Linked DNA regions of Homo sapiens: region 2 is linked to region 1. The links are chromatin loops, found by intact Hi-C in ENCODE. Cell type or tissue: HepG2. All regions are shown on one strand. Links, peaks and the distances in the headings refer to the core of each region. The heading gives the core; the rest is flanking DNA.

What was found. Hi-C counts contacts between places; a loop is a spot of excess contacts. Peaks named below come from ENCODE experiments on the same cell type or tissue, not always from the same donor. Only the 100,000 strongest peaks of a DNase experiment are listed, where the experiment ranks them.
Region 2: a loop joins it to region 1, with 4 times the contacts of the local background. A loop is called at or near these places in 1 of 110 quality-filtered maps.

Annotation. Positions count from the first base shown.
Region 1 is chr6:132,021,357-132,025,762 of GRCh38, reverse strand. All of the region lies in intron 2 of CCN2-AS1 (CCN2 antisense RNA 1), which reads right to left. Among named protein-coding and RNA genes, the nearest start is that of CCN2, 72 kb to the right of the region's middle. In HepG2, for the core only: a CTCF peak has its summit at 2,040; DNase peaks (open chromatin) are centred at 2,052, 3,552 and 4,042; H3K4me3 peaks cover 251 bases.
Region 2 is chr6:131,936,007-131,940,412 of GRCh38, reverse strand. All of the region lies in intron 2 of CCN2-AS1 (CCN2 antisense RNA 1), which reads right to left. Among named protein-coding and RNA genes, the nearest start is that of CCN2, 13 kb to the left of the region's middle. RefSeq lists a silencer at 2,030-2,324. In HepG2, for the core only: no CTCF peak of the experiment used is centred there; DNase peaks (open chromatin) are centred at 2,202 and 4,122.

The DNA.
Region 1 (4,406 bases), core at 244-4,243:
TGTGAGCTCAATGAATTATTTCTCGACCCTTCCCTGCTCCCCATGCTGCCTTTTCTGCAGCGTTACCATTGGGCCTTCCCTGCTGTGCCCAGGCCAGTCCTTTCTCTCCCCGCCTGCCCTGCTCATGAAAAGCAGCGCCTACACATCAGTCTACTTCTCCATCCCATTTCCGCATGCACCCACAACCTCAGCAAGATGCAACCCTGTTTCCCCTTCAGGACCTACATAACAAAAGCAAAAACAACCAAAACAGAGATGAGGGGGACTATCAAAGAAATTTTGTATGTCTGTTTTGTCTCACACAGTTCTAAAGCAAAAACAAAAACAAAAGCAAAATAAACAAAAAACTCGGAATAAGACTGAGGAAATCTTATGAGAACATTTTCACACACACACAAATTGTCCTAAACATCATGGTAAGTTTTATAATTCTATTAGTAGAATATTCCATATCAGGAGAATGATGTACTTGAAAGGCCCTTCTGCATGAGATTGAGGACCTTATTTTAAAACTTCATTTTTCACTTGGCAGAACACCTGGATACGCTCTGAAGCCAGGTTCAGCTTAATTCTTGACTCTCCTATTTGCTATCAGTGTGACCTTGGAAAATTTATTTAATCTTCTTATGACTCAGTGTTTAATAATCTGAGAATGATGATACCTACCTAATATGGTTATTAAAGAGGAACAAGTAAATTAATACACATTAAGCACTTAGAACAATACTTGGCACAGTAAGCATGCAGCAAATGTTATTACAATTATTATTATATAACACTATTTCCTATTTTTAATTTTAATTTTAAGTTCTGGGGTAGATGTGCAGGTTGTGCAGGTTTATTACATAGGTAAACATGTGCCATGGTTGTTTGCTGCCCCTATCAACCCATCACCTAGGTATTAAGCCCAACATGCATTAGCTATTTTTCCCAATGCTCTCCCTCCTTTCACCCCACCCCATGACAGGCCCCAGTGTGTGTTTTTCCACTCCCTGTATCCATGTGTTCTCATTGTTCAGTTCCCGCTTTGTTCAGTTTAGTTCAGTGTTTGGTTTTCTGTTGCTGTGTTAGTTTGCTGATAATAGTGGCTTCCAGCTCCGTCCATGTTCCTGCAAAGGACATGATCTCTTTCTTTTTTATGGCTGCATAGTATTCCATGGTGTATATGTACCTCATTTTCTTTAACCGGTCTATCATTGATGGGCATTTAGGTTGATTCCATGTCTTTGCTATTGTAAATAGTGCTGCAATGAACATACGCTTGCATGTATCTTTGTAATAGAATGATTTATATTCCTTTGTTATATATCCATTAAAAGGATTGCTGGGTCAAATGGTGGTTTTGGTTCCGGATCTTTGAGGAATCTCCACACTGTCTTGCACAATGGTTGAACTAATTTACATTCCCACCAACAGTAACATATTATTTCTAACTAGGTTGCAAATTTCCAAACATCCTTATGAACTACAATCTGTGTAGAAGTTAGGGACTCTTGTTAATTCCTTTGAGAGGAAATTTTAGGATGTTGTTCAAATTTGTGTTGAGTGGAATGATAGACTGTTCTCTTTATGTACAACTAATAAATAGTAAAAGGAAGTAGTCTGATTGAAAAAGCTAGGATGTAAATTTGACACAAGACATCCTTAGGGGCTGAAACATGGAATTGGCACTTCGGAGATTACATGTAGTATTTTCTTCTGGAAATATTAAGAAAGGAACAGTTAATTCTTTTTTCTGGGTGCCTTAAAATTCACCAGCTTAAAAGTAGACTATTAAGTGAATCTTATGAGGTTCCCTTGAGTCCTCTTCCTCAATTTTGATACAGGTATTCATGATCAGGCTCTTAGGAGGTATCTCTATGGCCCTTTTTGTTTGAGGCCTCATGAAGGCTTCCATTCGGCTCACCCCTCCCTCTACCTAATATAAGTTTCCAGGGAATTAATAGCATTTCAACACAAGAAATGACTGATAGTTTCCAGGGCCTCTTGTGGTTACTATAATGTTGTTATAGCAGGACAGGGCCAGGCCTACTGCAGCTAGATGGCAGCGAGGAGACCACTGTAGTATGTTAATTGGGATACAGCGAATAATCCCTTACATGGCGTAGTTTCTGTGTGTGCTAAGGGGCCTTTGTCCCAGCCTGTTAGTTACAAATGGTAGGAGACTGCATTAACTCCATGCAGTTTCATGGCCCCTGTGACTTAATGAGTTTCTGTGGTGGCCGGATTGACTACCCCCCACCACTGGCCCTCTGCTGTGCCATATCAGGGAGCATCAAAGAGCCAGTCTATTCACTTGTATCCTTGTCTGTTAAATATCCAAAAAAGTGCTGAACTAAAGAGAATAAACTTGAACAAGGGGAAGTTCTTCTAACCCAAACTGACTCTTTGTTAGTCTACCCTACTTCGCTTACCATTGGGTGTTAAGAATCGGTTTCATGTTATGCCAATACAACCAGATAGCTTCATGAAAGTCTATTTAGGTTTGGAAAATAACATGTATGCCAGGCCCCTTGCCATTTCAATAATACCCAAACAACATTAACATGATGAAAGCTAGCAAAAGCAAGCTATTATGCTTTCATCATCCAGAATCCTAGTGTGATGTGTAGAAACCCTTCTTTTTCTCCAATAACACCAAGATTAAGCAAATGCAAACTTGGTTATCAGAAACAATTCTCCCTTTTTAACTTGAGGACCTCTTTAATTTTTAAAGCTATTTTCTGCATCCACACAAAAAGCTTTCTCCCTACCCTTAACGTATTGGGTATGAAGCAGTAACGATGTGCCAAATTCTGTGAAAGACATAGTATCTTTCAGCATTGCCTACTGAGTTTATAATCTACAATACAGCTGGATGCTAGAAGCTGTCACCTGAGATTTTCCTACATTTGGAGGTGGTCCAATGAAAAAATCCTTCCCATCAATATTGTTAGGGTCAGCAATACCTCCTTGAGAACTCTTGTTCAAGTGACATTTTACCATTCCAGTGATAGCGTTAAGGGAATATCACACAGAAAAAGCAATCCCAAGAATGCCACAGATTCCAAGAGAATTGGAGTGCCTGCCTATTTACCACCTGACAATCACAGCCTGGAAGCCCAGAGCCTGTCCCTTTGGTCATGCCTTGGACCTAATTTAATCTCCTATGTCCTTGAAATTAACCCATGAAAAGGGCATTATGCTCACAATGCGCAGAGCAGATCTGAATTAAATTTCTTTGAGACCTAAAGCGGAAAACTCTGAACCCCTTCTCCTTTCCCCACTCTCACTCTTTCCCCTTTCTAAATTGCCAGAATAATGACAAAAACTGCTTTTCTCGGTATTATTTCATGTTGTCCCCCTGCCCTCCCCACATCCCCCCAATCTAAAACACTAGGGTCTCTGGCCTCAAGGGTGCTAGTCTGTCACCTTAGAAACTGTTTCCTTACAAGGCCATGGAATGGCAGAGGGCATGCCTTCGCTGCATACTTTGGCAACCATGAATTGCTGAGTGCTGCTCTCATGAATGGGAGTCTTTCACTGCCATCTGGACATGCTCACAGGTATAAACATTTTTTTTTTCATGAAGAGGTCCAGAGAATACACATTGCATCAGTAGGCCTCCTGAATGACAAACAAAGCCATCTCATATGTTGGGACAGCTATAATCACATCAGAGTTGATATAACATAGGTCTGTCTCTAATGGCATTGCTTCCAGACAAGGTCAAATTAAATGTTCAATTTAGACATTCTTCAGCTTTGTCAGGCAAGCAATGTGAATTAGAAAGAGGTATGGAGAGGGAGGTAGAAAGAGGCTGTCACTATGATATGGAAGACCACTGAGTTTTGCCCAAGTATAAATATGCTACCTTAAAGAGTCAAGAAGAGACCATTCACGCCTCACTAGCAATTCTCTAGGTGGAAGACCAAAAGAAAGGATTCTTTCCCTTGGCTTGGCAAAATAAGACTGGGACTTACTTCATTCAAAGGCATTTTTATGGTCTTCATAAACAAACATTACAGATGAAATTCTTAACATATTTATAAGAACATAGACTTTGTACTTGTTTGGGGGTGGCAGAGGGGAGAATGTGACAAGGGCTCTATTATGTTTTCCTGTAAACAAAGTTGCCATGAACTTGGAATTCGATCATATCCAGCTTTAAATTTTATTCTTCAATGTGTCTACTGTTTTGCTTGGACGTATTACTGCCCTTTGGCATAAAACTTTTAAATAATTTACTAAAATTTTTTTAGTAATTTTTCTACTCTTACAGATATAAGTAGTTGACATCTCTGTCAATTTTTTTCAGGTATGAGGTCTTTTACATGTCTCTAGTTCATTCATACACACATAGGGACAGAAGCAAAATATAGAATTCCTGCCATACTCAGCTATATAACAACAACAGAATTCTCCCC
Region 2 (4,406 bases), core at 194-4,193, 85 kb after region 1:
TCTGTTCCTGGGTTAGTTTGCTAAGAATGATGGCTTTCAGCTTCATCTATGTCCCTCCAAAGGACATGAACTCATTCTTTTTTATGGATGCATAGTATTCCATGATGTATATGTGCCACATTTTCTTTAGCACTTTTTAAAAAGAATTTTGCCAAAACATTAAAAGTGATTATCTAGGAGTTATCTTTTTCATCTTTATTATATTCCATACTTTCCATATCATTTACAAAGAGTACTTATTCCTTGCAATTAGAAAAAAAAACTTATTTTTAAATATTTAAGATGAGTTCCTGAAAAATAACACATAATGTTCATAACACGTTTCATTGCATAATTAAATTTCTACAGCACCATATAAATGTGAGATTGGAAGGACTATTTAATGAGGATAGAAACTCAAAGATAGAAGTACCTATAAGAAGAAATTCCCTCAAAGTGTACAAATGTCTTAGGGAGTCACTGAATTTCCCTTTTAACATCCAATGTGTACTCATGTCAATTTTTATTTAAATCTGAGAGGATGGCTTGCTGTCTTTCAACATTCACATTTTCATTAACATATCAGCAGGCTTATTCATTAAGTCATAGTTCCAAAATAAAACTAATGAATAGAAACTGTTGAAACTATATATATGTATATATATAGTTATATATATATACAACTATATATATAAAACTATATATAGTTATATATGTATATATATATTTTATATACATATATAACTATATATATTTTTTATATACATATATATAACTATATATATATATATAAAACGGGACTCAATCAACATCATTTAACTATAGAGCATGACAAGATTTTAAGGTTTCTGGAATCCCATGAGGAAAATAACATCTCACTATGTATGTTCCACTTCAGCAATAAGGGTTATCAACACATTACATCATGTGTGTGTGCACTACAGCAGGATACTGACAGGCAAATAAATAGAAAATACCACTTTTATGAAAAACAAATATAGCTCTTATTTACTCTGCCTTTACCTAGTTAAAAGAAAAATACAAAAACTAATAAAACCAAAAACTAGAGACACTAGTTCATGAAATATACTGGAACAGGGCAGGAGAAGCCAAAAGAAGGGAAGAGATAACACTTTCAGTCATTTTTACTCACATGTGAATAAATATTTTAAAGCAAATTCAGCTTCTTTTTTTAAGTTACTCTGCGTAGACTCACTTTCATACAAGAAACTAGGTTTGATGAATGTCACTTAGGGCATGTAGGTCCCTTCCCTGCAAAAGCTGGGCTATAAATAAATACTGTAGTAATTACATTTTTGGTCCAAGATACAATAAAGATAAAGAGAATGATAATAATAAGTCCCATGAATCTAACTGATTGAGGACCATTTTGTATTCATTGTCTTGTATTGTCAAATAACCTGCAGTCTATCATCATCTTTATAAAAACAATACACAAAAACATGTAAAGTGTTCCAATATAACTGCTCCTGTGCTCCATGAAAAAGTTGGAATTTAGAAAATACAGACATGTAACACAAACCATATGTAATCCAAGAGTCAAAAAAGCAATTTGAATCAGGAAATTTTGATCAACATTTTGAACTTAAAAATCTTCATTTTTAACTGTTTTCCATTTTTCAATCCAAGTATATACTTGGGATGGAAGCCCTTTAAAATAGAAACACTTAGCATTAAAAATGAAAAGATAAACTGCCATTCTTTTAGTCTTTTTAAAAATGTTCTTTTATGTCTTTCCAGAGGGATTTATTTTTAAATGAGAATAGGCCCAACTCCTTATTTTTCTCCCCAATCTGAATTCCTCCCTAGCTAAATTCTTTCTGATCTGTGTCATCCTTGTTCAGTATTTGTTATACCCTCTCTAGGGAGGTATCATCAAACTCTAAAAATGACATTAAATCCAAGGGCTTAGGAAATATTTTCTACAACATAAGCCTGGTTTGTATGTGATTTTTTTTGCATTTTATTTGTTTGTTTTTAACCTTTAACCGTAATTTGGGCCGATGACTCCCAGTGTGAAGATTATCTTATGTCACTCATAATTTTAAACTCAGGATTATTAGGCAAGCTTGCGTACTTATGTTAAGGAGCCCTGGGAGGTCTGGGCTATTTGCCAGGACTCTGTTTACATAGATGCCTCAATATCAATAGCCGGATGTGGTTAGAGAAAGGAGGCTTGTGGAGCATTAGCCAATGCCATGCTTCCCTTGCTTTTGCTATTTGGGGGAAGAAGTTATGTGCTTTCTAGTGTGACCTTTGGAAGACAACTAATAGGGAGGACAGGAGCTCTGCCTGAGCACTGGGAATGTACATTCCTGTGTTTGGCCTTGGTGAACAGCAAAAGAAAGTGGGAAAGACAACTAGGAATGGGACCCTGGATGATATGACACATACTCGTAGTTCACTCATAACATTTCTAGTTGGCTTTCATCCTTTTTAGTTTGAGTCTGTCAATTTTCTATCTGTGTTATTAGTCTTTCTGTTGTACTGTCCCTAACATGGTAGTTTAGTGACCACCCATATGCAGAAGTTGCTCAGCTAACCGAATTACATGGAGGACCCCCTTGATGAGAAAACACTCACCAATATTTCAAGCCTGAAGTCCAGAACACCTGTCAATGGGACTCTTCTACCGGAGGTATGAATAGTAGCCGATGGAGATAATAAAGGACTTTGAAAAAACAGTGTGGCATTCTAACTGAACCCCAGGGCTTCGTAAGGAGCCTATTGAGACCTGGCTTGGGGGTGCTGCTAGAAATCAAATGCTCCCTCTAGCTATTGGAGAAATCCAGACGTTTTGTAGAGAAGATGTTTGGGATTGAGGTCCTTTAAAGTTGAACATTTTAGGATTCACTGAATGAGATTCTAGGGGAATGGAAGTCATTAATCACTTGGAGCAGCATTCACCAGCAGGAAGATCTGCAGGGAGGTGCTGCTTGTGGTAAGGACCCAGGCCAATAGGAGTGGCTGCTAGAAGCTGCTGCTATGGAAACCCATGCTAATTACTGTTGGAAGGAGCAACCAATGGAACCTGCCATGGCCAGGAGCAACAGCCAAGAGGCTCTACTGGGAGATGTTTGAAAGCACCATTGGGTGTATCTAAAAGAGCTCGGTCAGGGGATCATCTGCTTGAAGAATCTTTAGGGTGGAGGGTGTTGTTTTGGTTCTGTTGAAACATGCTTAGGTGAATCATCTTTGATTTTGGAGAAAAAGAAAAAGACTATCGGTCTTATTACCCTCCACACTAAGACAGCATCATAATTTCCCTCAAAACCAGCTTCTCTGTGTGATTCTGCATTTCTATTGCCTGTAGTACTAATAATCTACTTGTTACCCAGATAGAAACACCCCATTGTCAATGAATCCTCCATTTCCCTTTTTCAGTTTTAATAAAAGTTAGATTTTATTTCAGTACAAATCTATCTTGAGGAAAATATAAATTATAAAAGACCATAGACATTCTTTCAATAAAGGCAATTAACTGATTAATTCAAACACCTGTGGTATTGGGTTGCCATTAGTAGTACCAGTAGTCAAATTTTTTAAAAGCCAGATTAAAATAGAGATTTTATTCAAAAAGGCCACAGTTGACCCTTGAAGAACATGGGTTTGAACTGCACAAATCCACTTATACATGAATTTTTTTCAATAATAGTTACGCCAAGGGACAGCAAGACCAACTCCTACTCTTTTCTCTTCTCCTCAGCCTGCCCATCATGAAGACAATGAGGATAAAGACCTTTCTGATGATCTATTCCCATTTAATAAGTAATAAATATATTTTCTCTTCCATATAATGTTCTTAATGGCATTTTTTCATTTTATTTTCTCTTACTTTACTATAAGAATTCAGTGTCAAATATATATAACACACAAATATGTGTTAATCTATTGTTTGTGTTATTGGTAAAGCTTCCAGTCAACAGTCGGCTAGTAGTAGTTAAGTTTATGGTGAGTCAAAAATTTTACGTGAATTTTTAACTGCACAAGGGGTCAGCACCCCTAACCCCTGTGTTTTTCAAGGACCAACTGCATTGCAATATGGGGAAGAGAACTTTGAAATAGGGAGAATACTCTATTGCAGAAGTGGCAAAGTCTAAAGGTCGAACAGAAAAAGACCTTTCTTTTATAAGGAGAAGTAAATAGGGCTAGCAGGAAGTTTGTGAAAGAGTGGGGCAAGCGAATGGAGGTAGGCAGATGGCATGAGAGTGGCTTTGACAGTAAATTTTTATTCTCTTTGGTCACTGGATTCTTGGAGTAAGTCATTGAGAAGATATTCTGTAACTTAGCACTTGCTTAAAAGCTTGGGAATAAGATAAAGTTCTGGGACCTGTAGGGAGAAGCCTGACTAGCATTTGATCAAGCCAAGTCAATGGGTAAGTAATGAGTAATTGTGAGGGCTTGGG